Regions from separate parts of the Homo sapiens genome. Here regions 2, 3, 4, 5 and 6 are each linked to region 1. A link is a loop called in an ENCODE intact Hi-C map of the cell type or tissue named here. Cell type or tissue: GM12878. All regions are shown on one strand. Region 1 overlaps PLEKHG1 (pleckstrin homology and RhoGEF domain containing G1). Region 2 has its middle 33 kb from the start of IYD. Region 3 holds the start of PLEKHG1 (pleckstrin homology and RhoGEF domain containing G1). Region 4 overlaps PLEKHG1 (pleckstrin homology and RhoGEF domain containing G1). Region 5 has its middle 11 kb from the start of ULBP3. Region 6 holds the start of LOC105378052 (a long non-coding RNA gene).

What was found. Peaks named below come from ENCODE experiments on the same cell type or tissue, not always from the same donor. Only the 100,000 strongest peaks of a DNase experiment are listed, where the experiment ranks them.
Region 2: it touches region 1 in a loop (7-fold over the local background); 11 of 110 quality-filtered maps call a loop at or near these places.
Region 3: a loop joins it to region 1, with 2.3 times the contacts of the local background. A loop is called at or near these places in 46 of 110 quality-filtered maps.
Region 4: a loop joins it to region 1, with 6 times the contacts of the local background. A loop is called at or near these places in 24 of 110 quality-filtered maps.
Region 5: a loop joins it to region 1, with 7 times the contacts of the local background. A loop is called at or near these places in 57 of 110 quality-filtered maps.
Region 6: it touches region 1 in a loop (3-fold over the local background); 21 of 110 quality-filtered maps call a loop at or near these places.

Annotation. Positions count from the first base shown.
Region 1 is chr6:150,813,077-150,818,076 of GRCh38, reverse strand. The region is part of intron 11 of PLEKHG1 (pleckstrin homology and RhoGEF domain containing G1); the gene reads right to left. Among named protein-coding and RNA genes, the nearest start is that of MTHFD1L, 50 kb to the left of the region's middle. RefSeq lists enhancers at 4,228-4,377, 4,618-4,717. In GM12878, CTCF peaks have their summits at 72 (motif pointing left) and 2,755 (motif pointing right); DNase peaks (open chromatin) are centred at 56, 2,776, 3,956 and 4,496; H3K27ac peaks cover 1,954 bases.
Region 2 is chr6:150,333,058-150,338,057 of GRCh38, reverse strand. No RefSeq gene overlaps it. Among named protein-coding and RNA genes, the nearest start is that of IYD, 33 kb to the left of the region's middle. RefSeq lists a silencer at 2,591-2,885. In GM12878, a CTCF peak has its summit at 2,733 (motif pointing right); a DNase peak (open chromatin) is centred at 1,507.
Region 3 is chr6:150,598,975-150,603,974 of GRCh38, reverse strand. It overlaps PLEKHG1 (pleckstrin homology and RhoGEF domain containing G1), which reads right to left and starts at 4,090. Exons shown (of 17, transcript NM_001029884.3): 1 at 3,958-4,090. RefSeq lists silencers at 3,413-3,582, 3,793-4,272, 4,068-4,362, 4,543-4,602. In GM12878, a CTCF peak has its summit at 3,037; a DNase peak (open chromatin) is centred at 4,617; H3K4me3 peaks cover 1,975 bases.
Region 4 is chr6:150,683,635-150,688,634 of GRCh38, reverse strand. The region is part of intron 2 of PLEKHG1 (pleckstrin homology and RhoGEF domain containing G1); the gene reads right to left. Among named protein-coding and RNA genes, the nearest start is that of PLEKHG1, 86 kb to the right of the region's middle. In GM12878, a CTCF peak has its summit at 2,543 (motif pointing left); a DNase peak (open chromatin) is centred at 2,574.
Region 5 is chr6:150,077,888-150,082,887 of GRCh38, reverse strand. No RefSeq gene overlaps it. Among named protein-coding and RNA genes, the nearest start is that of ULBP3, 11 kb to the right of the region's middle. In GM12878, a CTCF peak has its summit at 2,056 (motif pointing left); a DNase peak (open chromatin) is centred at 2,027.
Region 6 is chr6:149,931,257-149,936,256 of GRCh38, reverse strand. LOC105378052 (a long non-coding RNA gene) reads right to left here and starts at 1,744. Exons shown (of 2, transcript NR_134598.1): 1 at 1,478-1,744; 2 at 1-789. In GM12878, a CTCF peak has its summit at 1,921 (motif pointing left); a DNase peak (open chromatin) is centred at 1,876; H3K27me3 peaks cover 237 bases.

The DNA.
Region 1 (5,000 bases):
GTTTAAAAACTCGCTATTTATGTTAAGCATTTACACACAGTGCAGGGAATTCAAGCAGATGAGCGCCCTCAAGTGGGTAATAGCTGCTACACCATCAAGGCACCGGAGCTAAGACTGCACCCCCAATCCTGTGAAAGAGGAGGGAGGGAGGCTGGTTCCGAAGCCTGGCTGATCATCAGCACTCATTGGCCAGCTTATTAAAAATGCAGATTCTCGGCTGGGCGCGGTAGCTCACGCCTGTAATCCCAGCACTTTGGGAGGCTGAGGCGGGCAGATCACAATCACAAGGTCAGGAGTTCAAGACCAGCCTGGCCAATATGGTGAAACCCCGTCTCTACTAAAAATACAAAGATTAGCCAGGCATGGTGGCGGGTGCCTGTAATCCCAGCTAACAGGGAGGCTGAGGCAGGAGAATCGCTTGAACCCAGGAAGCGGAGGTTGCAGTGAGCCGAGATTGAGCCACTGCACTCTAGCCTGGGCGACAGAGCAAGACTCCGTCTCAAAAAAAAAAAAAAAAAAAAATGCAGATTCTTGCCACCCAACCCTGATCTACTGACTCAAAAGCTCAAGGCACGGAGCCTGGTATCTTTATCACCAGCCCTCACCATGACACTATGGCCTTGTAACTATTTTGAGTTAATTGCAAAATGGCTGCTGGAAGTTTCCTCTCATTGTTGTCTTTCCTCCTGCAGAATGCTGTGATTATCATGAGCTAAGTCTCTCTGTTTCCCCAACTCCCTGCACCTCCCATCTCTTCTGTGTGCCCCAGAATCTCCCAGAGTGAGACGGCCCTGAAGGACAATGTCTGTGATCCCAGCTCAGGCACTTCACTAGGTGGGTGCTCTCCGAGCTCAACTGGACAGTGGGATCAGGGAGCCTCTCTTTCAGAATGGTCATTAGGATTCAATGATCAGCTCAACTGGTGAGTTCCACCCACTCTCCTAGGGCAGGGGTCCCCAACCCCCGAGCCACAGACTAGTACTAGTTCGTAGCCTGTTAGGAACTGGGCCGCACAGCAGGAGGTGAGTGGTGGGCAAGCGAGAGAAGCTTCGTCTGGATTTACAGTGGCTCCTCATGGCTCGCATTACAGCCTGAGCTCTGCCTCCTATCAGATCAGTGGCAGCATTAGATACTCATAGGAGTGTGAACCCTACTGTGAATTATGCATGCGAGGGATCTAGGTTGCAGCACTCCTTGTGAGAATCTAATGCCTGATGATCTGAAGTGGAGCTGAGGCAGTGATGCTAGCACTGAGGAGCAGATTAACGTTAGCAGAGAGGTTTGACTGCACAGAGACCATAATAAATCAATTGCTTGCAGATTCATATCAAAACCCTGTCAGTGAGTGTCAAGGAGCAATTAAGCTGCATCTGGTGGCAGGCTTTATCGTGGCAAGTGAGTTGATGTACTTCAATTGTACAGCTGCATCTGGTGGCCTTAAAAGTATGTTTGAGGCCGGGCGTGGTATCTCACGCCTATGATCTCAGCACTTTGAGAGGCTGAGGCGGGCAGATCACGAGGTCAGGAGTTCAAGACCAGCCTGACCAACACGGTGAAACCGTCTCTACTAAAAATACAAAAATTAGCTGTGCGTGGTGGTGTGTGCCTGACATCCCAGCTACTCAGGAGGCTGAGGCAGGAGAATTGCTTGAACCTGGGAAGGCAGAGGTTGCAGCACCACTGCACTCCAGCCTAGGCAACAGAATGAGACTCCATCTCAAAAAAAAAAAAAAAAAAAAAAAAAAAAAAAGTATGTTTGAGACAACTTCAAACCTCCTTACATTCTGGATTAAAGTCCAGGCGAATATCCTGAGATTGCCACAAAAGCACAAAAGCCTGCTTCCATTTCCAACATCCTATCTTTGTGAAGCAGGGTTTTCTGCAGTGACAGTGACCAAAATAAGATGAGAGCAGACTGGACATAAGCAACACACTTGGGGTGTCGCTGTCTCCCATCACCCCCAGATGGGACTGTCTAGTTGCTCAGGGCTAGAACAAGCTCAGGGCTCCCACTGATTCCACATTATGGTGAGCTGTAGAACGATTTCATTATATATTACCATGTAGTAATAGAAATAAAGTGCACAATAAACGTAATGTGCTTTCATCATCCCAAAAGCCTCCCCCTGCCTCCATCCGTGGAAAAATTATCTTCCACAAAACCAATCCCTGGTGCCCAAAAGGTTGAAGACCACTGTCCTAGGGGATTGTAGCCTTTCTTGCCTCTTTAAAGTTATTTTCATTTTTTAAGGGTAGTATAATTTAACCTACAAAACACTATGCTAAAAATAACTTTTAAAATAATTTTACTCTATTTTGCTACCATCTGTGATATCCCAGTACAAATATTTCGGCTAAGTGGCGATCACGTTTAGTGAAAAAGTGTGGGGCTTGGGGGAGCCTCAACACAGTCACCTTAGAGAAAACAAATGCTTCAATTTTTGTAACCTGATAGCTATCTCTCTCATACATTCAGAGTTTGAGATTATGAGTTGAAATTACTTGCAAACACAAATGTTAGCTCAGTCTCTCTCTGGGAAGTGCAATTACAGAAACATACTAATATATAAAATGCAAAATACCTTCACCTTTATTTTCAATTAATTTGGAGAAGAGTTAAATTTATTTACCACATATACTAATGGGCAATATGGCTATTTCCAAGAAGTTCCCTGGTATCTGTAAAGCTGACTTCAAGAATTTTTTTTTGTCTGGACATTTAATTTTTAAAGTACTGTTTCCAGGATTTCCACTAGGTGTCAGCCAAGGACCATCATTGAATTAAAAGAACGGAAGGCAGCTGGGAGGCTGTAACTAATGAGTTTCCCACAGCTGTGTTGACATTATTAGACTGGTGATACATTTCTTGATGTTTAAAATTTCCCACTATGCATTCATTTCACAGAAATAATAGAAATACATTTTGAAAACTTTAGGAAAATAAGAAATAATCTCGAGGAAAGATGTGGAAAGTTCACTTTAATGATAATCCTGCTTAAATAGAAAATTATGATTACATTATAGTGAATAAAGTATATTAGACAAGCGTGTTTGAGGCTGGGTGTGGTGGCTTGTGCCTGTAATCCTAGCACTTTGGGAGAGGCTGAGGCAGGTGGATCACTTGAGGCCGGGAGTTCGAGACCAGCCTGGCCAACATGGTGAAACCTCATCTCTACTAAAAATACAAAAATTAGCCAGGTGTGGTGGTGTGCGCCTGTAGTCCCAGCTACTCGGGTGGCTGAGGCACAAGAATACTTGAACCCAGAAGGTGGAGGTGGCAGTGTGCTTTTTCTTGTATGGAGATTGCACCACTGCACTCCAGCCTGGGTGACAGAGTGAGACGCTGTTTCAAAACAAAACAAAACAAAAAAAGGTGTTTTTATTGCCAGTGGGAATAATGTGGTTAGGATGCTCTTTGGAGCCAGATAGACCAATCCAGGCTTGGTCATGTACTAGTTATATAAACTTGGGCAGTTTATTTAATGTCTCTCAGCCTCTGTTTTTATTTTTTCTAGAATGGGAAGAATAAGAACTACCTCATAACATATTTTGGTGAGGGTGAAATAAGAATATAAAGTACTCAGCACAGTGTGTATGCTCAATAAGTTGTAACTGAAAAGATGTTTTTAGATAGAAAGGATCGACAACTTGGGGAGAAAGTACGATGTTATATTGACTATATTAACCATTTGAATACTTAAAGGGAACTTCCTGAGGCACACACGCCTAGCGTGGGAGAAAGACAGGTATGTAAGGGGGTCTCATTTTGTAACTGCCTTTCAGAATCTTGTTAGCAATTTTGATTTTCCCAGCAGACAGGTAAACAATGGGTGGGGCCCATCAAAGATACTCTGCCATTGCTCAGAAGGGCATTCTAAGGCACCAGGCCAGCAACAAAATGACTAATCATAAAGAAAATGCAGTCCCCTCTCTGCATGAGCTCCCTTTCATCTCATAACACCCTGACGAAATGAAAACTCATGCTTAGGTCCAAGTCCACACCTATGCACATTCATTTCCTGAGGACCAAATCATTGCTGGCAGTCCTGAGAACAAGCTTCAAATGCTTGTCAAAATATACAGAGAACAAAACAGACTGTCCCCTTTCTCAGAAATCTCAGCCCTTATTTTCCACCCAGTTCAATTTTCATGATCATCATCCCATTGTCTGCTCCACCTCACTCCTCCCAGCCCCAACTTGGACTGTTTCACCATCCATGTGAATAATCCACCCACCACCCTAGTTCCTTGACCACTTTCTAATGACCTTTTCCTCCACTCCAGAGCAGCAGCACAGAATCAGAGCCACCTCCAGAACCTGATCACACTCAAAACCGTCCCACCTCTAAGGCAGGACTCCAAAAGTCCCTTCTTCAATTACAGATTAGGGTATTTCCTTCTCTCTCACATTAAGTCCTGCTGAACCGGGCTTTATGACAATACTGCAGTCCCTCACCCCACGCCTCTGTCGCCAGCTGGTTTTCCTCTTCACTCAGCCTAATGTCATGCCCAATTACTGCAACTGCGTGCTCACTGGCACCCTCCCCACCCCCGCCCTGGGAACCTTCCCCTACCAGCTCTGCCGGTTCCCAACCTGGAGGAACCCACACACACCACGGTTTTCACCAGTAGTTTCCAAGCTGCTGAGCAGATTTTGAAATGACGTCATCACACTGATTCATGGGGGCCAGCCTCAGTTGGGTCTTTGATGTCTTTCACAGGCTATTCTAGTCATCTCTAGTGACTGGTCCATTTTGTTTTTTTTTTTTTTTGAGACAGAGTCTCACTCTGTCGCCCAGGCCGTAGTGCAGTGGCGTGATCTCGGCTCAATGCAAGCTCCGCCTCCCGGGTTCACGCCATTCTCCTGCCTCAGCCTCCCGCGTAGCTGGGACTACAGGCACCCGCCACCACGCCTAGCTAATTTTTTGTATTTTTAGTAGAGATGGGGTTTCACCGTGTTAGCCAGGATGGTCTTGATCTCCTGACCTCGTGATCTGCCC
Region 2 (5,000 bases), 480 kb after region 1:
ACCCTGGGTTCTCTAGGAAGAGTGGAGAGCAGGAACCCTCTCAGTGGGATCCTCTGCACCCACATCCACCCCTTTCCTCACCTTCCTCTTCCTTCCTCAGCCCCCAGGGAACTCTTTCAAGTTTAATGGAAGGAGACCTTCTAAACATTTTTCCTGAATTGGGAGTCCCTTGCATTCCCCTAACACATTTTATTTTATTTTATTTTATTTTATTTTTATTTTTATTTTTGAGACAGGGTCTCGCTCTCTCACCCAGGCTGGAGTGCAGTGGTGTGATCTCGGCTCACTGCAACCTCCAGCTCCTGGGCTCAAGTGATCCTCCCACCTGAGCCTCCGTAGTAGCCGGAACTACAAGCATGAGCCACAATGCCTGGCTTATTTTTGTATTTTTTGGCGGACAGGGTTTCACCATTTTGGCCAGGCTGGTCTCAAACTCCTGGACTCAAAGGCATCTGCCCACCTCGGCCTCCCAAAGTGCTGGGATTACAGGCGTGAGCCACTACACTAGGCACCCACTAACACTTTTTTTTATGAAAACCAAAGCCAGAGGAGCCTTGCAGTTCTTTTCTGCCTTGTCACATTCCTCTAAGCAGGAGATCTACTTACTTTCTGAGAGGAGCAGGGGAACAGAGCATGTTACCGATTCACTCCCGACACGGCCCTCAGAGCCCTGCATCTTCCAGGTCCTACCAGCTCACAGCCTGCGCCGCAGCCACACTGCTCTTTCACAGGCCCTTGTACTCACCGGGCTCCTCGTGCCACAGGGCCTTTCCTCATGCTGTTCCCACTACCTGCAGGACTCTTCTCCTCTTGTCTAGGAATTAACCCCTTTCAACCCAAGTGTCACTTTCTCAGGAGCCTTTCTGTGCCTATTTGTTCCTTTTAAAAATATTATACGGCACAGCTACCTCTCCTAGTAGCCATGGTCCCAGCTGACACTATTCATGTTCTTGCCTCCATCTAGGCTGAAGCTCCATAAACACAGACTCTCTGGCTTTGGTATCATTCTTGCCTAGGTGAGTACCTGCACTCAAATGAATGCTGAGCTGAATGAATGAATAGATTTAGGCACTCGATAAATAAATGCTGAATGAATGAATGAATGAATGAGTGAACGAATGTGCTCCACTGCCTCCTTTTTCCTTACCTCTCTGTTCTTCTCTCTGTGAGCCCATCTGATTTAGATTTTATATCTATTATCTATGAATGAAATATATGTTTTCTCCTGGGCATTAAAATAATCTTCCACATTACATCTCTTTAAACCTGCCATCTTAGCCACTCAGGGAAGTAGCTATTCAGGGACTTCTTGCTAAATTTTTGACTTGTTATTTGGTTCATTTGTGGTTATTGTAATTAGTCCCTTTCAAATCATTTTCATCTTTTCTTTTTACTAAACCTTTGTTTTAAATATGAACCAGGCATTTCCGCCAGATATTTTGAATACTTTTTGACCTCACATTAGCCTGCAGTCTTATGGTCATGGGAATGAGAGATCTGAATTGCACGCAGTTTGCAGCTAAAGGAAACCACCTTTTGAGTTGAGTCTGGCAGATCTCGCAGTTAAACACAATGAACAGCCTGCTTTGTTTAATGACTGGCAGGCTTGTGAGTCACACTAGAGTAATTAACTGGCTCACTCACCCAGCTGATGAGCACCTTGTCAATGTGGTATCCACTTGCCAGAAATTTCTTTAGTTCTCCAACCAGACGATCCATAAATGTCAACACTCTTCAGAAACCAAAATTATATCACTGAACTGGGGTTGAGGAGACCTTTGGCGAACTTCTAGAAGTCCTGTTAGGCAGGATGTTTAGAGATGGTGGCTCCACAATTTCTATAGGAGAGAGTTAGGAGCAGCAATTGGTTGGAAGACAGGACTTAAAGTTGCTTTGGAGTGGAAAATGTCAAAATGTAATCTCATATAATGGGAAAACCAATTGATGAAGATCATGGCTGAAGACTGAAGGTTCCCATTCCCGATCTCTTGACACCAACAAGTATTTGAGTTCTTGTTATCACTATTTACACCTAATAACAAACTGCTAATTTTTCCTATTTTATTTTTCCTTCTGGAATAATAGTAACTTTTAATAATGGTGTTGCTACTTTAAGCCTTTGGAATTAATCTGCTTAACTCACTTTGCACCATGCCTAGTAGGAAAAAAAGGCTACTTAATAAATACGTCTTGATCATAAAACTATACAGCACTTGATAGATGGGATAGCCATATATAATGCCTTCATATATTTGGAACAAAATATCTTACTTTTGTGCTATTTAAGATTTAGTGCTTTCAAAAATAGTTGGTTTTGCTTTTGTTGTTGTTGTTGTTTTACTGTTTGTATTTTATTAATTTTTCTCTTTCTTCCCCTCTCCTCTCCTCACCTTTCTTCTCTCTCTTCCTCTCTTTCTTTCTCTCTCTGTCTCTCTGGTTGTCTTGGTCTAACAAAACATGGCTGGAAAAAACACTTAAAAGATCCTTTCCTCTTTAGAAATCAACTCATGAAAACCACCTAAGCGAAAAGGTAATATTTTTCAGTTTCAAAAAACAGCCAGACAAAATGTACTGAGAAGTTTCCAGGGCTCCAAAGTACAAAAGATGTCCCATTCAACAGTTAGGCTGTCATTCTCTGAGACGTTTGGTAACATTTCAAGATACATTTAGATCTGCAAATTCATTTTCCAAGAGGATTCACCCAAGAACTGACCTTGCAACTCAGATAAATGGCCACAAGGTGGGGTGAGAGGTACAAACAGGACCAATTGAAGCTGCTGCAAAGTTTCCATGAAATGTTGAATTAATACATTTTATTTTTCCATGACACAATTACCTATTAGACAATAGATCCTACATGGTCCTATTAGATTCTATCTAAACAACCACACTGTATTCTGAAGATTTGCATAAAGGAAGATTAACATGAACCGTAGAAGTATGGCTATTTGTGCACCTACCTTCCCTGACAGATAGGAAACCCCTGAGGCAGGACTATCTCTTCTCATCCTTGTGTTCCTATGGATTGATGGCAGTATAGGAATGGAACCTACCTGCCCTAAAAGGTGTTTGGCAAATGCTCGTGGAATTGAGGTCTTGGTCACCAAGAGGAACCACAGTGTAGCCATCAAATCCTGACATGATCACACCTTTCCCCTCTAATTTCTCTCCTGGGTTTTTCTCTTTGGGGCTGTGTCTTTCCCGACCGACTAGTCAGGTGCTCCCCCAGGCCTTGGCTGTGGGATCCCTGGCTACCGTGAAGAGTGAAAACAATATGAACGTGGCAGTCAGAAGACCTGGAGTAGAGGCCTGCCTGGCAGGACTTTGGTTAAGTGGGTGCAGCTCAAGGACAGAGACTGTGCTGTGCCCCTTTGGCTTTCAATGTGAAAATCCCCCTACAACCAGACACACAGAAAAAAAATCACCATAATAAATACAAGAAGGCCATAGACTGAGACTGGCTGCGTTACTATGACTGGTAAAGTGAGGGCATTGATTAAGACAGAATAGAATCCTGTCCGTTGGATCAGAGATGTGTGGGAAGACCCTGATGAAGCTGGGGACACTGAGACCCTAAATTCTGATGAGTCTTTTCTGCCAGTGAAAGAGACCTCGCAACCATCAGCAAAAGTGGCCTTTGCAAGCCCCAGCAGAAGCGCTGTCCCCAACCCGGGAGATGTGGCCTTCCTACCCAGCAGTGATACCAGCCTTTCTACATCCCTACGAGGGGTTTCACCTTGCATGGCCAGAGGAAATGTGAATGGCCTCCCCTGAGGCAGTTGCCATGCAAGGCAATGCTGATTCTCCTCAGAACCCGCCCCCCTCACCCCTGTTTGCTTCTAGACCTATGACCAGACTCAAGTTCCAGCAGGTTCCTAAAGGTGAGGGTCGACGTGTGGCTTGTGAGGAGCGCACTACACTGCAAAAAACTACTTTATGTTTCCAATTTATACAGACAGAAACCCAGGGAGAGTGTGCAGGGAGGGATATCAAGGGTATGGGATAATGGTAGAAGGAACATCAAGTTGGATCCGGCCAACTGTATTGGTGTGGGCCCACCAAACAGAGATTCTGCGTGCAGTGTTGCACACAGGGAGAGGGAAAGGGCTCTAACAGTTTGCTGGGTTGATTGACTGAAATGTGGGTCAAAAAATGGCCCGCCATGAGCAAACTGAAAATGTCCCATCTCCCTTGATTTAAGGTAGGGGATGGGATTCCAGGGTTTAGGAAGATTGGAATGTCAGAGTGGATTTGCCATTAAAGACCTGCTCACCTCCACTGGGAGGAGCCAGAAGACATACCTGTGGCAAATGCTTTAAAAAATAAACCGGTGATGACAGTCCTTGGAGTGTCCCTGAAGAGTGCTGGGACTGGTCTTCTCTGTAGATCAGAACTTACAGTGGGACCCCAGTCACACAATTTGAAGATCTCAAGGCAATGAGAGTAATTGGATCTCAGGATGGCAGAAGCCAAATGGCAACACTCAATCACCAAAGGCAAGGTGGGCGTGGCCACCGCAACAGGCAGTGCAGGCAAAGCCAGTAATCAGAGTAGCCTGACTCATGCACCCTATCAATTCGCACACACTATCAACTCGCACGCATTATCAACTCGTGCACACTATCAACTCGCGCACAATATCAAATTGTGCACACTATCAACTTGCACACTATCAACTCAATCAACTCGCGCACTAGCAACTCATGCACACACTATCAACTTGCACACTGTTAACTCGTGCACACACTATCAACCTGCAACTATCAACTCGTGCACACTATCAACTTGCACACAATACCAACTCGTGCACACTATCAACTTGCATACTATCAACTCAATCAACTCGTGCACTAGCAACTCATGCACACACTATCAACTCACATGCTATCAACTGACACACTATCAACTCACACACTGTCAACTCGTGCACACACTATCACGTGCACACTATCAACTCGTGCACACTATCAACTCACCCACTATCACCTGGCACAAACTAT
Region 3 (5,000 bases), 210 kb after region 1:
AAAGACCGAGTGAAAGCCCTGACTCTCCTCCCATCAGGTTATTACAAGTGGGTGTAGATGGAATTTTTAAAAAACTTAGCCTACCATTAACACTCTTCAAATTGCCTTCCCTCTAGGACCACGAAGGGAGGGGAAAAGAAGAGGAGAGTTATGGATTTGCGGATCCACGAATCCAGCAGGATTTAGCTTTCCATCAAACGGTAATTCAATATTTACCAAAGGATGTTTAGATGTGGAAATTTTTACTTTGGCTTGTATCTCATCAGAAAAAGTGTTTTTGGTTTTGTTTTTTGTTTTTTTTAACCTTAGGTTTACATATTGAAAAGATACTCAGCCTCAAACATGAAGACTATTCTAGATACACAGTCAACTCCTAATCACTGGACTGGAAATCACCCAGGCATACCTGAAGCTGTTTTGCAGCATTAGATACGCTATGGCCCAGGTATTCCACAGCAAACCTGGGCCCCATCGCTAGGTGATTAGCCATATACTTCTGTCTTCTCAGCTAAAGCATTTATTGCTTTTCATCAGCATAGACAATATAAAGCTGAAGATGTAGTCATCTCTTAATCACTTGAAAGCTGACTCTTCTGTCAGTAAATTCTACTTGGCACAGACTGCCCGTGACTCTGAATGACCGAATGGATTGGGATCAGCTTTTAATTTTATCAAGCAAGATTGATGCAAGCCTGTGATGAAACATTAATATCTGAGATGCCTTGCCACACACAAGCATGAGGTTGCTTACAGACCCTTTGTCTAAAAAATGTTTTCCTTCCCATCCCTGCCTGAATACACCAACATTTCGCATTAGAAACCATATTTTTCCTAAGTCAAAAGAGACAAGGGATTATAATTTTTTCTTTTCTTTTTTTTTATTTTTTTTTTTTTTGAGACGGAGTCTCGCTGTCGCCCAGGTTGGAGTGCAGTGGCGCGATCTCGGCTCACTGCAGGCTCCGCCCCCCGGGGTTCACGCCATTCTCCTGCCTCAGCCTTTTGAGTAGCTGGGACTACAGGTGCCCGCCACCTCGCCCGGCTAATTTTTTGTATTTTTAGTAGAGACGGGGTTTCACCGTGTTAGCCAGGATGGTCTCGATCTATAATTTTTTCTTAAAGACTGAACCATTACATTTAATTAAAAATATGTCTCCATGCAACCAACATTTCTTAGGCAGTGCAGTTCAAGAGGGGCAGGGGAGAGAGAAGAGAACCTTGGTTAAATCACAGTTCTGACAGTCCAGAGCTATGTATAAACTTCTGCAAAATCATACACTCCTGGGACTTGGTTTATCAACAACAATCATCTTCAAAGCACACCATATGTGCCAAACACTGATACGAATCATTTCATTTAATCCTTGGCATAACTTGAGACAAGGGCGGAGAAGAAAGGAGGAAAGGTGTGAAAATGAGGAAAGGTGAGAAAACCGAGAGACACCAACTATGATTTTTACTTTTCCTGGTTATGAAATAATCCATATCTAAGTAATTTCCTTAAAGAAGTGAAGGTCTCAAAGCTACAGAGACGTAGATGTGAGCATCACACAAGTAGGCTAATTCTAGATCACTGGATCTTAACCAGACTTCCTAAATCTTTAAGATGTAGGGCTGGACTAGGTCATCCAAGAGCCCTTCTGGGTTTAATATTCCAGGGACCTAATCATGCTGCAGGAGGATTAAAAGATGACAACTGCTTGAAAGACCAACCACCAGCAATGAAAGGAGTGGAGAGGAAAAGAAATCTGCAAAAAAGTGAACGGCCGCCATTAAGATAATAGCTTCAGGAATTGCTTTTGGTTGACGAAGGGCTCAAGAGATTTAGTGCTACTCAAGCATTTCCCATATTTATGGGACAGACTATGAACCATTCGATCTTAATTAAATCACTGAAAAATCATATCCGCAAAGGGGGAACACAACATAGGACTGGTTATTCTTGGTTTTGAAAAATTATGTTGCCACTTCCTATTGTTTTAAAAATGATCATTTAACTTCTTTGAACTACAGCCTGAATCCCCCACTGAAATATTTAAGCCTGTATTCGGTGACAGTCACCTATATTAAAGGCATTGAAGGAAGCTGGTGCCCCTAATTCAGGGTGCCCATTTAGAGTAGGGGAAGCAGGAAAATGCCACCAAGGACGAGCAGAATCGGGGCAGTTATCTGGCATCTGATTGCCAGGTAACTGTTTCTCACTTTGCTTTGCCCTTTAGCAGAGGACTTGGGGGGCTGCTACACAAGGATGGGGAAGGTCGTGCAGCCATTGCTGTTGACTGTGGACTGCTACTGATGACCTATTTGAGGATGAAGCCAGGGAGGTGGGAGCACTCTGAAGAAAAAAGTTTCTTTAGTCAGGTGGTTTGGTGGCTTAGAATTGGGACCTCAAATGAGACAAAAAGTCAAGTCAGGAATTGGGAAGCCAGACTCAAAATGCTGAGAGAGTCAAACATCAACCCGTTACTTTTCTCTCTGTCTTAAATATTGTAGACCAAATTACAGGGGGTAGGGGTTTGGGAGGGGGATGAGGAATGAGCAGGAGGCCGTAGAAGCTATCTGGTTCGTGTGCACTGCTTTATAAGGGAGGCAGCCAAGACGACCAGAGGCAAGTATCTTGCCCAGGGTCCCACAGGGCAAAATTAAAGTTCGAAAATTTTCTGATCTCCTGAAATGATGGGCTTGGAAATGTTTTTAACAGCAATTTAATCAAAATCCAAAATCTCTACATTTTTTAGAAGTATGCTGTCTACAGAATCTGAGAATCCAGAAGATGCCGGTTTTAACACCTGGTTGTTATTGTACCGCATTACAGGACCTACCCAAGCCCGGAATTCTGTTAGATGACAAACTGGACCCTAGAGTTAACATTCTAGTCTTTCCCCCGGTCTAAATACAAAACACAATATAGTTCTGTATCCAATCTGTTCAAAACTCCTAAACCAACTCTCAGTCTGAGATGGTCCTCGCGGGGTGATACCTGCCCCAAACACCCACACTCGGTGATTTCGAAAATACGTGCAGTAGCCTCGGCCACCTGCGGGTGGTACAAAGGGCGCCTTGAGGACCAGAGCTGGATGAAACGCCGGCTTACAAACCCCGCTCCGCCAGCACATTCAAGTCAAGGATCCAGCTCATTGTTTCCGAGGAGCGGAATGAATTGACCAGCCGAGCGCCGTTCTCCCAGTTAGAGCGTTCCCAAGCTTCCGGCTTCGGAACGGGGCTCACCGCGAGGACACAAAAGGGGCGAGCTCGGGCATCACTGCGGTTCCCCGCCGCCCGCCGAGGCCAGAACGCTCGCAGAGTCGCGGCCGCCCAGGTGTTACCGTTTACCCCGTGACGGAAGAGCCACAGGCTCTTGACTCCCCACCCCCTGAAAAGCGCATCTGCAGAACGGGGGCGCCCCCAAGCCCTGAGCGCCGCAGCAGCTCGGCCGCCGCCCCCACCGCGCGTCCCCGGGTCCTCGGGCTCCCGGCTTCGCTGCTGGGGAGCTGACCCAGCTGACTGGCTGTGGGGTCCCGTTCTGGGGCTGTCCTGCTGAGTCGGGGGTGGGGAAGCGGTGGCTACAACTCCCGGGTGCTCGCAGAAACTCCTCTGCGCGCTGATGTTGCAGCCGCTGGGGCGAGGGGCGGGAGCACCGGGAACTTGGGGGCGCGGAACCCCAAGCGGGGCGGCGGCGGGCAGCATCCCCGACCCGACTCCGACCCCCGAGACGCGGCGCCCCCCAGCGCCCTCCGTCCCCACCGCGCGGTGCCCCCGGCGCCCTCTGTCCCCACCGCTCGGCGCCCCCCAAGGCCCTCCGTCCCCACTGCGGAGGGGCGCGCAGGGGGCCGGCGGGGCCCGGGTACCACGCTCCGCCCGGCCCCACCTGCGGATGTGGGGCTCCCGCCGGAGGTCCCCGGGTCCCCCCTCCCATCCCTGGAAAAGTCCCCAGGGCGTCCGGGCCCGACCGGCGCTTACCCGGGGAGGGACGGCTTCGCATGCCCGGGCGGCGCTCGCAGGTCGGGCGGGGAGGGTGCGGGCTGCGCTGCGCCGGCTCGGGCTGCCGGAGCGCCCTGCAGCCGCCGTCGGGCTCGGGCTCGGGCTCAGGCTCGGGCTCCGACTTCCTCTTCCTCGGGCTCGGCCCCACTGCTCGGCCGCGCCCCGGCCCGCCCCTCCCCGCGCCCAGACGCCAGCTTCGGCGGCCGGAGCAGTGGATCGCTCGTCCCGCCTCCCCTCTGCCCTGAGGGTGAAAAAGGTGGAGAGGAGGGGGGCGAAGAGAAAGAGAAATTAGGCACTTGGCCTTGTCTCTGGAGCCTTGCCAAAGAGAACAGTCAAATTACAGCTTCGGGGGGAATAAAGTTTTTTTTTTTTTTAATTCTGCTACTGTTTTCGCAGACACATCACTTTTTTTCATTTTCCTAGCTCTTCAGGTTTAGCTTTCCTTTGGACGTAATAATTTCCTATGTGAGTCCTTTAAAATAATACCCAAAATCATGGTTTTAGTGAACATTCTAGTTTTACATAGAAGCTTTGCCGGTAATCAAGTGAAAAGAGGGGGAAGCCCGGTGTTCTTCAGGCGTCATTACCCTAATCACCTCGGTTAAAGCACCAAACGACCTTTGCCTAGAGAAAGTAAAAGTGGAAACGGAGGTAAAGAATAACCGGTGACAGCCAGAGAGATGTTTAAAGGCACCGGCTCTGCAGTAAAGTTATGACTCCAATCAAAGGTGCCTGCAGCGACAGTTAAAGGCATGTGAAGTCATTTCTTAACACTAATCTCCCGCCAAAGTCGGACGTATCAGGGTCGCCTGTGGACCCCCTTAGGTTTGGTGGTGGATTTGATTGCACTCTTAGTTGTTAACAGACCTTCAGCCTTACCACTTGCTAGCTGTGTGGCCTTGAGAGAACGCTTTAACCTCTCTGTGTTCTGTCTGTTTCCTCATCTGTAAAATGGAGATGATGATGATGATGATGATGATAGTGCCTACCTCATAGAGTTGCTGTATGTGATTTAAATAAGA
Region 4 (5,000 bases), 130 kb after region 1:
ATGGTTGGGCTTGGTGGCTTATGGCTGTAATCCCAAAGAGAGAAGGCCTCTTTGGGAGGCCAACGCAGGTGGATCACCTGAGGTCAGGAGTTCAAGACTAGCCTGGCCAATATGGTGAAGCCCTGTTTCTACTAAAAAATACAAAAATTAGCCAAGCATGGTGGAGCATGCCTGTAATCTCAGCTACTCAGGAGGCTGAGGTATGAGAATCACTTGAACCCGGGAGGCGGAGGTTGCGGTGAGCCAAGATCACGCCACTACACTCCAGCCTGGGTGACAGAGTGAGACTCCTTCTCAAAAAATAAAATAAAAAAAAAAACAAAGGAAGAAAATGTAAGATTAAGAGTCTGGGACATGTGATTCCAGGCCTGCTTTGCCACTTTATTGACTGTGCTGCCTGAAGCTCAGTAATCAACTTCCCTGAGCTCTGTTTTCTCATCTGAGAAGCAAAGGAGCAAAATCAGATGATTAATTTTTTAAATACTGTGATTCGCACTTCTTACGGAATGCCTAGGTTTTACAAATAATCACTCATCCTTTGGCAGTTAAGAACATAGAACAGCCTTGTCTCGTTTGGATACCTGGTTAAATGACAAATTTACTATTTTGCAGTGAATACTTATCAGGCTATTTTCAAAAGAGTTTCTTGGCTGGACTCTTCTTGAATATAGCCAGCCTGAAAAGTATGGCTGGAAACCACTGTCCAAACAAAACAGATGATAACATTTGTTTTTTATACCTCTTAAAAGTAGATTAGCTATAGATCAGAGCATGCCGCTGCCTAAAAAAATGTCTGGTATATATTTGCTTTCAATACATATTTGTTGAAATGCAAGAACACTCGTGTTTACTCCCTAGGAGACTCTCAGGGCGTGGGGTCAGATGAGAGCATGGAGGGGCAGCAGGCCAGCTCTGAGAGCCCCTGGGAGTCTATGACTTCTATGCTCAGACTTGCTTCCTCAGCTGGCACTGTGTTCCTCCCATGGGTCCATCGTCGGCAAGACCAAAGAGCTCCCTTCTAGTAAGTACCATTAAGGAGTCCAAGGTCCAGACAGAAGAGAACGAGGTCAGGTATTTCCAAAGTATTTCATTCTAATGAAAATTTATTTCAGAAAAAGGCCATAATAACCCTTTGAACTAAGTTAACAAGAAAGCTATATTTTTGTCACTAGTTCTATTGTTGCCTCAAAACGATAGTAACAAAACAGAAAATAAAAAGAATTACTGAGAAAACCCAGAAATTAAGTACTCTCCACATCTCCCATTCCAGACATAATAAAGTGATGCAATTTAGACTAAAATTTGCCAAAAGCCAGTATACCTTTTTCATCCTACTAGGCAAACACAAATACCACAGAACAAGAATTCCATCTTAAAGTAAAAGCTCTGGAAAAAAAGAAGGTAGTAATAATCTTTTACTATGTGACTACTGAAGGTATTACGTGACTACTGAAGTCTTTGATTAGGAAAGGAAAATAGACCTCCCACAAGTAAAATTAGTCACAATTTATGATAACCTGAGGAAAAAAACAGATTCTGGATTTGTCAATTCCATTTGAAGGTGGAGAAAAGCTTATAAGCTCATGATCACCCTCTGAACCCTTTACAAAGGGCCACACAATCACATCAAGGTGTCAAACATACCCTGAATTGCAATTCCATCTTGGCTCGGTCGGATAAGAAGTTTTGACTCAGCCCTTTGAGGAGAGCTTCGATTCCTCCATCCTCTGACCAAAGCCCCCACCATAGCTGCTGGCAGCATGCTCCCCAGGTCGCCGTGGTCCTGCCTTGGTGGGTGGGGGGCCCGGTCAGGCTGTCACCGCAGGAGAATCATGTCCTCCTTGCAGGTGCTACACCCAAGGCTGACAGGTCCGGGCAGTTCCTCCCGCCCTCATCTCCCGCCCACATTCTCATCCTTCTTGCGTTATCAGACCTCCCTCGGGAGGCCCAGGGAAAGAAAGCTTGGGAGGTGAGACAAGAGAAAAACAGACAACAGGAAACATAAAAATGAAGAATAGGAATAAAGTCAATCAACAGAAGAGAAAGGCCAATATCATAAAAGCACAGTCTCCTTTATATGAGTGATCATTCTCGATGCTTCATTTTTTACTTAAAGTCTAATTTTTCAACAAGCAAAAATGACCACGTGTGGGAGGGCTGAGGCGGGGCATGTACCTGCATACCTATTTCTCTTTTCTCAGACTATTTTCCTTGCTAAATTGGAAGAGCTTTCAGGCATTGTTTTTCCAAAGAGAACCATCTTCTACATAAACAGAATTTGTTTACAATATAAGAAAAGTATTTCTAATGTTTGGAGTGTTCACAGAATTATACTGGCATTTGAGAATGACGAAAGTTGGTTAAGAGATTTAATAAAAATCCGAATCAAGTAAACTCTCAAAGACTTTTAAAAGATGAATCGAATCCAATGACCTAATTAGCTCTCCTGTGGAGCCCAGGTAGAGGTGCCTCATCCTGACCAGCTGGTGCCTGAGCTGAGCTCATACACAACACTGCTCCCGTGTGCCCCCTACTGGTCAGGTGCCAGGTGCACACTGGGCAGTGACCAATGACTGCATTGAAACAGGGGGAGGAGCAAGTAGCTCTAGAAAGTTCTAGAATCCCTTGGCCATCTCTGTATGCTATAGTCATTCAGCCTAGGTGGTAGAAGTTGAGATTGAATTGGCTGTAGGCAGCCTGAGAGGTTTTGGTATCATTTACTGTTGTTATGACTTTTACGGGTTACACAGATGGAATGATCCATGCCTGATTTCACTCTTTTTTCCCCCCTTCCCTAGTTACATCTTATTTAATTTAATAAGATCAAGATAGTTTCTGCAGGAGGTAGGCAAATTCCCCGTATCACCTAAAACTGATCACATTTAAATAAAACTACAATTTACCAAAGAAAGAGTATTCTGAGGATACACACCTTACATATTCATTTTGTTGACATTTACCTTATTATTTTGACCTTTCCAAAATTCAGAAAACCTTTAGTATCACTGTGGTCAGAGAGAAAGTCGAAATGCAGGATGGGATTTTAAAATGGTAGAAGAGTAGGAAGCTATTGGCTCTATTCTCTCCACACCCCAATCTCAGGGCGGGATTCCTGCAGCACCATCTCAGAGGGGCAGCCCTTGATGAGAGACACATGTCCTGGGCCTCCTTGTTGGGTGCCTCTCCTTCCTCACTGGAGTGGGATTCCTCTTTTCCACGGGAAGCTCCTTCTGCCACAGAGGGCTGAGCTGGGCTCAGATGGGTTCAGCGGATTGCTGCTCAGGGGCAAAGCCACCTACTCTCTAGGGAAAAGGGCAAAGAGGCCTTCAAAATCTCTGTTCCTGTCACACCCAGAGTCAATAAAACAGGCTGAAGCTGTCTTCTGCTGGGGCCACGCCCTGTGGGAGTGGGGTGGCATCAGGGAAGAGAGCAGGGGAGCCCAGTGCTCAAGTGTGGGGTTTGGTCCTGTCTTGGAAGAGGGGGTTAAGGAGAGATCTTGAAGAACGGCCCAGTGTCACTCATTGGAGACAGGATCAGGAGGTGGGAACACAGCTGTGCATTCACCTGGAACCATCTCTTTGGAACTTCGTGTTCCACTGCAGGAAACTGCAAGGGCTGAGAATTAGGAGTGGTAGGGAGTTGAAGAGAGCCTCTATCAAGAGAAGCAGAAGCAACTTTGACCCCATCCTTAGGGTGAAGTGGCAGAGAAAACGCAGCGATGCTGAAAGCACACACGTGCTTCCTTAACCGGACCTGCTGCGGGTGAACCACGCCTTTCCCGGAGATGCAAAGGGAAGCAGCTCAACAGCAAGCCCATGAAGTCATTTCCCCCCATCCCAAACCTGTCTTATTGTAAGATACACCCCAACCCCCCGCCATGAAAAGGGACACACTGAGAAAAGAAACACATCTAAAGGACTCGGTATGAAGGCTATTAAAAATCTACTAACACCCTCCTAGTGGTGCTCTTCTTGGAGGCCTCGATCATTACTGCTGCCACAGATCCAAAAATCCTCATCCCCCATGGGCCAATCAGAAGTCCAAGGGGAGACACAGGGTTGGCCAGAACCATTTCGGAAGCACAGCAAACTGCCCAAATTCAGACACTGAAACCCCTGCACAGCTGCTGCCATCAGCCACCAGACAGCATATGGAGGTATGTGAGAAAGTAGGCAGATGGAGCCAGTTGAAATTTCAAATACTAGTCCCCAAGCCGCACCTGGATTTCCCACGTAGGAGAACCTCCTTTGTGCATTCGTCATTCCCGAAACAGCCAATCACAGTACTTCTCGCACTTTGTTGCGATGATTTACTTGCTACAGTTTGTCTCACGCAACTATCTATCCCCAAGCCTCAGGGGGCACTTAATGGGATGGAGATTCCCAGGACTTGCTCTGAAATGGCTGTTCTATGAGGTCTAAGATAGTGCCAGGGAGCCTGCATTTTCTAACGCTTTCCACATTTGCTTACATTGTCAGCCTGGATCTAAGGATAATATGAAGATGCCAATTTACTAGCCTGAGGGCTTCTTGAAGTCATGGACCACAGCCTTCTTTGTGCCCAGCATAGCGTATGTACCCAGCACATAGACTGTTGGGTGAAGACAGTCCCAGAGGCCAGGGACATCTACCTGCGGTCTCCGCCCGAGGAGGCTGCCTGATACTTTTATCCTTCCATGAAACCCACTACTTGCCACTGCCCTTGCCACCACCCTGGCTGCAGGTGCCAAACCATAGGATCGCTCCATCTTACCTCCATCCCAGGCCCCTTCAATATTCCCATATTTCACTCGCCTGTGATGCTTTGGCCCAGAACACGATTTGTCCAGGCAGCAGTTTCCTGCCTCTTCCGCCCCACCAAGAATGGCTCCATCTTTCCTTCAGACGTCCTATGCCCTGGATACTAGCGCAGAGGGGTCCGTGTGTCAACTCAGGGTTCAAGTTGAACAGCATCATTGAACACTCTGTCATCCTTAGTTTGCCAGTTATAGCAGGTGGATG
Region 5 (5,000 bases), 740 kb after region 1:
ATCACTAAAAAGTTTATTGTCAACTTCTTGTGAAAAGCAACCACACTTCTTTTTGATAGCTCTTAGTAACCAAAACTTTTTTTTTTTTTTTGAGACGGAGTCTCGCTCCATCGCCCAGGCTGGAGTGCAGTGGCGCGATCTCCACTCACCGCAAGCTCCGCCTCCCGGGTTCACGCCATTCTCCTGCCTCAGCCTCCCGAGTAACTGGGAATATGGGTGCCCGCCACCACTCCCAGCTAATTTTTTGTGTTTTTTTTTTTTTTTATATAGACGGGGTTTCACCGTGTTAGCCAGGATGGTCTCAATCTCCTGACCTCGTGATCCACCCGCCTCAGCCTCCCAAAGTGCTGGGATTACAGGCGTGAGAGCCACCGCGCCCAGCCAGTAACCAAAACATTTTAAAAATTGTATTTAAGCACTTCCTTTTGTAGGGTAGCTAATGCACTGTGCAGGTATCTGCTCAGATTTTGGAATTTTCATATGTTCTCTCTGTGGGATGGATGGATCCCTCATCCATCCACTGAGTTAGAACTGGTAAGAGTTTCCAGCCTTCTGATTTTCTGAACACGCAGTGCCGAGGTTAAGATGGAGGGCAGGAGTTAGTGGGAACCCTTTTGTTATCTATGAGGCTTCATTTGCCTAACTTTCATCATTTCTGAACCTCCATAAGGGCAGTTTATTGTATTATAAAAGGTTATTTGCATAAAAATCTTCATTTGTTTTCTTGAAATTATGTTAACAGAAAAAACAGCACACGACAGTATAAACACCTCTCACACAAACAGCTATCAAGAGATAATTTAAATGTTTTCTAGGGAGGCCGAGGTGAACAAATCGCTTGAGGCCAGAAGTTCAAGACCAGCCTGGCCAACATGGTGAAATGCTATCTCTACTAAAAATACAAAAATTAGCTGGGTGTGGTGGTACATGCCTGTAATTTCAGCTACTGCCGCGAGGGGGTGGGGGTTGGGGGTTGGGGGCTGAGGCAAGAGGATTGCATGAGCCCAGGAGGCAGAGTTTGCAGTGAGCTGAGATTGCCTGGGTGACAGAGAGAGACCCTGTCTAAAAAAAAAAAAAAAAAAAAATTTAAATTTAACATTTATGAGGGCCTTTTTTCTATGAAGTTGCCTGTATTTCCATTTTTTTTTTCAAAAAGTATATCTGTATTGGAGTTAAAAATGGTTTGATGGAATAATATTTCAACTAACTGAAATTATATTTTAATTATTATCCATCTCCAATATTTATTATAGTCCTAGTGTACAGTTTGTTGAGCCCATATTTTCCCTGAGGACTGAAGTCACTGTGAGTAAACTGCCACAAGGTTATTTTATTTCTGGAGGTTGTCTCCCCTAAGTACTGTGAAAACCTATCCTCTTGACGGGGTGCCAACATGGACATTTTCTCATTCACCGAGTAGGAGAAGTCTGCAGGCACTTTTCATTATTTAAGAATTCATGGCCCGGCGCGGTGGCTCATGCCTGTAATTTGGAAGGCCGAGGCAGGCGGATCACGAGGTCGGGAGATCGAGACCATCCTGGCTAACACGGTGAAACCCCACCTCTACTAAAAATACAAAAAAATTAGCCGGTGCGGTGGCGGACACCTGTAGTCCCAGCTACTCGGGAGGCTGAGGCAGGAGAATGGTGTGAACCCGGGAGGCGGAGCTTGCAGTGAGCCGGGATCCCGCCACTGCACTCCAGCCTGGGTGACAGAGCGAGACTCCGTCTCAGAAAAAAAAAAAAAAAAGAATTCACAGCAAAAGATAAAAGCTTTTATTTTTGTTATTTATTTTTGTTTTATGAACGTGGCCCTTTCAGCTTTATAAGAACAATCCATATCGGTGTGCGAAAACCACACACAACCACTCTCCCGAGGAACACACATCCAGGTAGCCGAAGCCTGAATGAAACAGTATGTTTGCCCTTGGTTTTCATGGAAGCCTCAGGTCCTCCTACCGCCTCCCCAAGGCCTGTGCTCATAGCTTTTCTAGACCCTAGGAGACTGGACCCGGGCAGCCCGCTCACCTCTGCCTCGCTCTTTAACTGCAGCGCCCTCTGGTGTACGTCTTGATTTTAGCAGCCGAAGTCACTGGCCCTGTGTCATGCTGCTGGTGCGTCCTGGTGGTAGTTTTATCTTCTGTTTCTCTCAGGTAGCATCTAGAGATAAGTTAGAACGACAAGAGTTTGTAAGAAAAAAATAACAATAAAAACTCTGGAAGCCAGATTCTCCAATGCCCACCATAAAATGCCAAGGAAATAACCTCACTCTCCCCTAAGGACCTGGAGACATTGGCTTAGGAACTCACCTCATTTAGGGCAACTGCCTCATCTGAAAGACAAGAAATGAACACCCGGAGGAGTTAAGTGGCTTGTCAGGCTGATACAGTGAGTTGGGTTGACCACCTAGGCCTTCTGCTATCTATGATGGAAAGAGCTACAATTCACTGAGTATTTATTACCACGAGCCAAGCACCATGCTAAGTCTATTACAGGCATTGGCTTATTTGAGGCCCACAGCAATATATTGAGGTGGGTACTATCATGATGCCTATTTTACACACAGAGAAGCATAAGCTTTGCAATCAAGACTGAGGAAACGTGCATGCTCCATGTCACACAAACACAGGTTTTGAAGCAGGCAGTCTGACTGCAGGGCCGGTGCTTGAAACCACTACTGATCTTACTGTCTTTGTGGCAATTGTATACTTAGATATGGATATGCACATATGTAGATACATGGATACAGGTGTATGGATGTACATGAATTTACACGTGTATGATATATCAGTAAGCAAGATATGGTATCATTTTGCATATTTTGAAACTTAAACCAAATGGTATTATAATTGTATGTACTTGGAGGGCAGATGGGGGAAGGATAAATCCATTCACCTGCTTTCTGCTGTGCCTTCCTATACTACAGAAACAGGAAAGCTAAAAACTACATTTCCCAGACTCCTTTACAACCAGAGTCAGGATGTGGTGCAGATTCAGTCACTCTAATGTGGGGGAATTGCAGCAGGGACCAGGCATCTGCTGCTCTTGCTGCCAAGCCCAGCAGGGGAGATATTCAGGTTTCTGGGCAGCATTAGCTGAGGTCTTGGGCTCTGGTCGCTGGCTCTGAGGTGCTGAGAGCAGGGCACGTGGCATCCACTTTGAAGCTGAAAATCTTCGCAGGCACAGTGGGGTCTGGAGCAGGCAACAGCGGATGTGGCTTCTGAGGGTGGTAGGTTTCTGATTATGGATGGATTCCTTCCTTGTCTTGGTGGCTTCCTAACTGTGGCAGTAGTGATGTGGTAAAGAGTCAGCAGCCTTTTGATCCTAGTGGCTCACATGGGCTTTGGATGGCTTCATGGGGCTATGCAAACAGATGTTGGAGTCCAGAGTCTGCCAAGAGTGGGACTGGACCCTCGGAGTAAAGGTGGACTGAAGATCAACCAGTCTTCAAACAGAAGGCAGTCCAGGTTCAAGGCTTCTGAATGTCCCAAAATATCTCAATTCCTGCAGCAAAATTCAAGCAATTTTATAGCTACAAAGTGCCTGATATAAGCAAATGAAATTCATTTCTGGAGGAAGGTAATATCATCCTATTTTTTTTTTTTTTGAGATGGGGTCTCATTCTGTCACCCAGGCTAGAGTGCAGTGGCACGATCACAGCACACAGCAGCCTCCACCTCCCAGGCCCAGGTGATCCTCCCACCTCAGTCTCCCGAGTAGCTGAAACTACAGGTGCATGACACCATGCCCAGCTAATTTTTGTATTTTTACTAGAGACAAGGTTTTACCATGTTGCCCAGACTGGTCTCAAACATCTGGCTTCAAGCCATCTGCCCCACCTCAGCCTCACAAAGTGCTGGGATTATAGGAATGAGTCACTATGGCCAGCCCATCCTACACTTTATATTCTGTCAACAGCAATTTTTAAAACATCGTATCCAGAACATAGACAAAGATAACCAACCACATAGGGAGATAAGATAGCAAAAATGAGAACCAGCTGAAATGTGCAACAGAGACAGAAGATACATGGAACCTCTAGATCAGTCCTCTGATAGAAATATAATGCAAGCCACAAGTGTGAGCCACACAGGGAATTTTAAATATTCTAGTGAACAATATTTTTATTGTTCACTAGAATATTCAATATTTTTATTGAAAAAATAAAAAGAAACAGATGAAATACATTTTTACAATATTTTTAACTCAATATGTTTTAACTCCATTTTTTAAACCAAAACTATTATTTCAACATGTCATCAATAGATAAATGAATAATTAGACATTTGACTTTTTTTTTTTTTTGAGACAGAGTCTCACTGTGTCGCCCAGGCTGGAGTGCAGTGGCGCGATCTTGGCTCACTGCAAGCTCCGCCTCCCGGGTTCACGCCATTCTCCTGCCTCAGCCTCCTGAGTAGCTGGGACTACAGGCACCCACCACCACACCCGGCTAATTTTTTGTATTTTTAGTAGAGACGGGGTTTCACCGTGTTAGCCAGGATGTTCTCCATCTCCTGACCTCGTGGTCCGCCCGCCTCGGCCTCCCAAATGCTGGGATTACAGGCGTGAGCCACTGCACCTGGCCGACATTTGACATTTTTATACTAAACCTTTGAAATTTGGTGTGCACCGTATACTACAGTACATCTCAATTCAAAGTAGTCACATTTCAACCTTTCAATAGCCTCATGTAGCTAGTAACTGCTGGGTTAGACCTCGCAACTTTAGATTTAAGAATTATCTGGCCAGGTGTGGTGGCTCACGCCTATAATCCCAGCACTTTGGGAGACCAAGGCGGGAGAATCACCTGAGGCCAGGAGTTCAAGACCAGTCAGGCCAACATCATGAAACCCTGTCTCTACTAAAAATACAAAAATTAGCTGGTGTGGTTGGGCACGTCTATAGACCCAGCTACTCAGGAGGCTAAAGCACGAGAATCAATTGAACCCAGGAAATAGAGGTTGCAGTGAGCCGAGATGGCACCACTGCACTTCAGCCCGG
Region 6 (5,000 bases), 880 kb after region 1:
ATGCGCATTCATCAAATCTTGAAGGAGTTTCAAATCTTTAGAGTGACTCTGAACTCTCGTTTTGGTTGACACAATAATCCATAAAAACAAATAAAGCACCCATTCTGATCTGGAAGGGGTAACGAGGTGAAAATATTGATAAGCCAAAGTGACAGCCTCTTTTGTAGACATGATCCTGCCTAAATTTCTCATGCCTCACAAAAGAGGGCCCTGAATTCCCTGCTTCTCCAGAGCTCCACGCAGTCCTTGAAGCACTCTCTGGCTGTCTCTGCAAGTGGCTGAACAGCTCCTCTTGCTCTCTGTGGGTCTGTGGAGGCTCCAGGTCCCCTAGGCCCAGGTGCTGTCATGCTCACCAGGTCCCACCAAGAGTGCACCCCACCGTGGATGGTGGAGGAGACCAGGTATAGCTGCTCCTGCCCCTACCCCTCTCCTGACCAGCCAATCTTAATAGGAGGAAGGAGCAGGGATGAGTGGAGCCATGGAGGTTGGTGCTGGAAAGAACAGAAATGAAGACCTTTATCCCATCCCCCAAATGATGGGGATCCCTTTCTGAGTTCTAGCAGCCCTTTGGTAGTCTGATGATTAGATTCCTCCCATGCGTCTTAAACCCTATCGTATGGCAGGCACTGTGCTAGGTGCTGGGTTTACACGTGGGTGATGGATGTGTCCAGTCCTCCTGGAACTTAGAAACCAGATATGTCCAGTCCTTCAGGCACTTAGAATCCAGGTACAGAAACAAACATCTACGTGGCTGCTGCTGCTGATGTGTTGTCCTCGAGATGGTTGGGGCTATGAAAGGGCAGAAGAGGGGGTGACTCATTCTGCTTGGGAAGTTGCATGGAGGTTTCTTGGGAGGTGGCATTTCAGACTGCTCTTGTAGAAACTGGAAGAATACAGTGTGGCCAGGTGGGAGGAGAAGACAGGGCACCCAGCAGAGGGACAAGCATGAGGAGGAGGCCTGGGGTGCAAATATCATAGAACTTTGGGGAGCTATGAGAAGTCTGCAGTAATGAACCCTTAGTTACTGGGGTAGACTCTTTCCACAGGGAGGAGGGAATATCTGGAAGGAAGGTAGGGAAGGAGGGGTGGGCAGGAACCTGTCCTGGGGTCCCTGTCTCCCTTCACAGGAAATCAAGTCACCATTCATACATATACATATAGCATACACTCCCACACACACACAGACACACACATAGAGATATGCACATGTGGTCTCACACACACAGAGAGACATGCATGCATAGTCTCACACAAACACACACAGTCGCATGCACAGTCTCACACACACACTACACAGGCACACACACATATGCACACACACAGGCACACAGACACACACATACAAACATACAAACGTTCATGCACAAATACAGACACACACACACACGCACGTGCACACACAGACATACATAAACACACGGGAGAAAGTGGGTGTCATCTCGAGAGTTCTTGTGTCTGTCCCATCCCACCCACTCACCTGTCACCTCTGGGGCTGTCTCCCAGCTCATGAAGGATTTCTGAAGCCATCAAGCAGTATGTCACTGTGTGATCTGAAACACTCAGACACCTCCTCACTCTGACCTTCCTTCCTGGTATCCTTGGCTCTGGGATGAAGCAGCGTCCTGTGGGTTTTCGCGGTAGTAAAAGAGAAACCTCTCCCCTGGGGCAGAACTGCTGGGCCACCAGAGAGCACCCCTCTGCTCTTTGCCCTCAGGGCATCTTGATCTGCAGGGTGAGAGGAACTGCCCCAATCCCCTGAAATAAACTCTTTATTGATCTCTCATCCACCATGATGTCACAATTGTCTCATCCACCATGATGTCACAATTGTCTCATCCGCCATGATGTCACAAACTCACTGTGAGCAAACCCTCTGGGCTTATTGAAATATTTGAAAGATTAGTGGTGCCATCTGCTGGACACCGCAGGAAGTACTGATCCAAAGTATTTTATAGTTTCAACATCAGACTATGCACCATTGCTTTAGATGACATTGTAGTTTTACAATCTGTGATTTCAACAGTTGCTGTGATAAAAAACCAAGAATCCCTGCAAAAATAGGTATGAAATAGGAAATCAGGGTGGCTGTGTCCAATCTGCTTCCAAAGTTTGAGAAGTTGTTCAGTGCCCAGTAGGTACACATGTCCATTAGTAAACATTTGTGCTTATTTAAGAAAGAAATAAACATACTACTTTTTCAATTTATGTGAAATATTTTCTTAAATGGCAATAAAATTGCTAGGTCATAAATATTTATTGTTTGCTCCTGACTACTTAACGAATACATTCTTGGGTACTCTTTTTTTATAGGGTTGTCTTGAAAATGTTACAAAGGCACCTTCTGGATTTTCCCTGGACCACTCCAGTACATTTCATGGGCTCTGCCTCCTGCAGGAAGGCATGAAGCCAGGACACACATGTTACTTTTTTGGGAGTCCTTCCTGTTTAGCCTGTTGAGGACCTGGAGACTCCCTTCCCACTCTTCCTCTCCATTACCTTGCTCCCCACCACCTGAATCATCTGTCACTTTCCTACACCTGATGCAATGCACCTGCTCATTACGTTCACCTGCTGTCCCCACTGGAGCACGGATTTTGTCTGTTTTCCTCAGAGAAGTATCCACAGCACAGCTCACTGTTGGTTCTGAGGCTGTACTTACCCTGTGAGTGAATAAATGAGAGGCAGTGAGTGGGGCAGCGGCCTCTTTCCTGTCCATTTGTTCACTACACTTTAGATGGTAACTTAGGATGTGGTGTAGACCAGTGTTTCCTGGGCACAATAAATCAGAATATATTGTGAAGACAAGAAGTAGAAAGAAATGTTAGGTGGAAGAATATGAATTTTCAAGTAGGAGTTGGGCAGAGTGAGAAACCAATCAGGAAAGGGGTAAGTTTGGTTTGCTTGTAGATAACATGTGGAGAAATGCAGCCATCTGCAATGGAGACTGGGCGCTGTTAGATTCGTTTGCGCCAAGACCACCTCCACTACCTGCCCTTGTCCTACTCTCTCCCGAGGCTGAATGCAGCTCCTGTGCCTTCAGTGCCAAGGAAGCCATAGTTTCAGGTCAGAGGAAGGGCTGGGGCGGACCCTGGAAAAGGAGAGGGTGGGTACAGAAGGGGACAGCTGGGAGCAATGAGTTCCTGAGGATAAACAAAAAAGGTCACTTGAAAATGGAACAAAAAAGGAATAAAGAACAAGGTGGAAATCATCTGAAATTCCATTATGCACAGTTTAATGTTAGGGTTTTAGTAGAATCATCTTCAATTTTTATAAAATTATGATCATACACCTTATAATTATTTTAAATGACTAGAGTTTATTTTTCTAGGGCAGGGTTAGAGTTTATAGTGCAGAGTTCTCTCTTGCCTGTGTCAGTTAAACCCACTTTTTTTTGCCTCGTGTCAATTTGTTTATTCATTTTTATTTTTAAATTTTACTTTAAGTTATTGGATACATGTGCAGAATGCGCAGGTTTGTTACATAGGTATACATCTGCCATGGTGGTTTACTGCACCTATCAATCCATCACCTAGGTTTTAAGCCCCACATGCATTAGGTATTTGTCCTAATGCTCTCTCTCCCCTTGCCCCCAACCCCCTGACAGGCCCCGGTGTGTGATGTTCTCCTCCCTGTGTCCATGTGTTCTCATTGGTCAACTCCCGCTTATGAGTGAGAACATTCGGTTTTCTGTTCCTGTGTTAGTTTGCTGAGAATGATGGTTTCCAGCTTCATTCATGTCCCTGCAAAGGACATGAACTCATTCTTTTTTTTTTTTTTTTTTTTTTTTTTGAGATGGAGTCTCACCACTCTGTCACCCAGGCTGGAATGCAGTGGCGCAATCTCGGCTCACTGCAAGTTCTGCCTCCTAGGTTCACGCCATTCTCCTGCCTCAGCCTCCCGAGTAACTGGGACTATAGGTGCCTGCCACCAAACCCGTCTATTTTTTGTATTTTTAGTAGAGACGGGGTTTTGCCGTGTTATCCAGGATTGTCTTGATCTCCTGACCTCGTGATCTGCCCGCCTTGGCCTCCCAAAGTGCTGGTAGTACAGGCGTGAGCCACCGCGCCCGGCCTGAATTCATTCTTTTTTATGGCTGCATACTATTGCCTGGTATATATGTGCCACGTTTTCTTTATCTGGTCTATTATTGATAGCCATTCAGGTTGGTTCCAAGTCTTTGCTATTGTAAATAGTGCTGCAATAAACATACCTGTGTATGTGTTTTTATAGTAGAATGATTTATGATCCTTTGGGTATACACCCAGTAATGGGATTGCTGTGTCAAACGGTATTACTCGTTCTAGATTCTTGACGAATCACCACACTGTCTTCCACAATGGTTGAACTAATTTACACTCCCACCAACAGTGTAGAAGAGCTCTTATTTCTCCACATCCTCGCCATCATATTTATTCATTTTTATTTTCAACTTTTATTATAAAGAGTACACGTGCAGGTTTGTTACATGGGTCAATTGTGGGAGGCTGCGGCTTGGGGTCCCAATAATCCCAGACAGTAAGCATCATACCCAGTGGGTGGTTCTTCAGCCCACGTGCCCCTCCCCACTCCCCTGTCTAGTGATCTCCAGTGTCTGTGGTTCCCATCTTTACATTCATGTGTATTTAATGTTTAGCTCCCACTTATAAACGGGAACCTGCGGTGTGCAGTTGCCTGTTCTTGTGTTAGGTCACCTAGGATAATGGCCTCCAATTCCAACCATGTTGCTGAAAAGAACTTGACTTTGTTGTGTTTCATGGCTGCATGGATTTCCATGGTCCATATGTACCAGGTTTTCTTCATTCAGTCCACTGCTCCTGGGCACTTAGATTGATTCTGTGTCCTTGCTAGTGAGAATAGCACTGCAATGAACATACGGGCCTATTGGACTGAATAAATTATTCTCCTTTAAGTATATCCCCAGCAGTGGAATTGCTGGGTCAAATGGTAGTTCTATTTTTGGTTCTTTGAGAAATCTCCAAACTGCTTTCCATAGTGGCTGA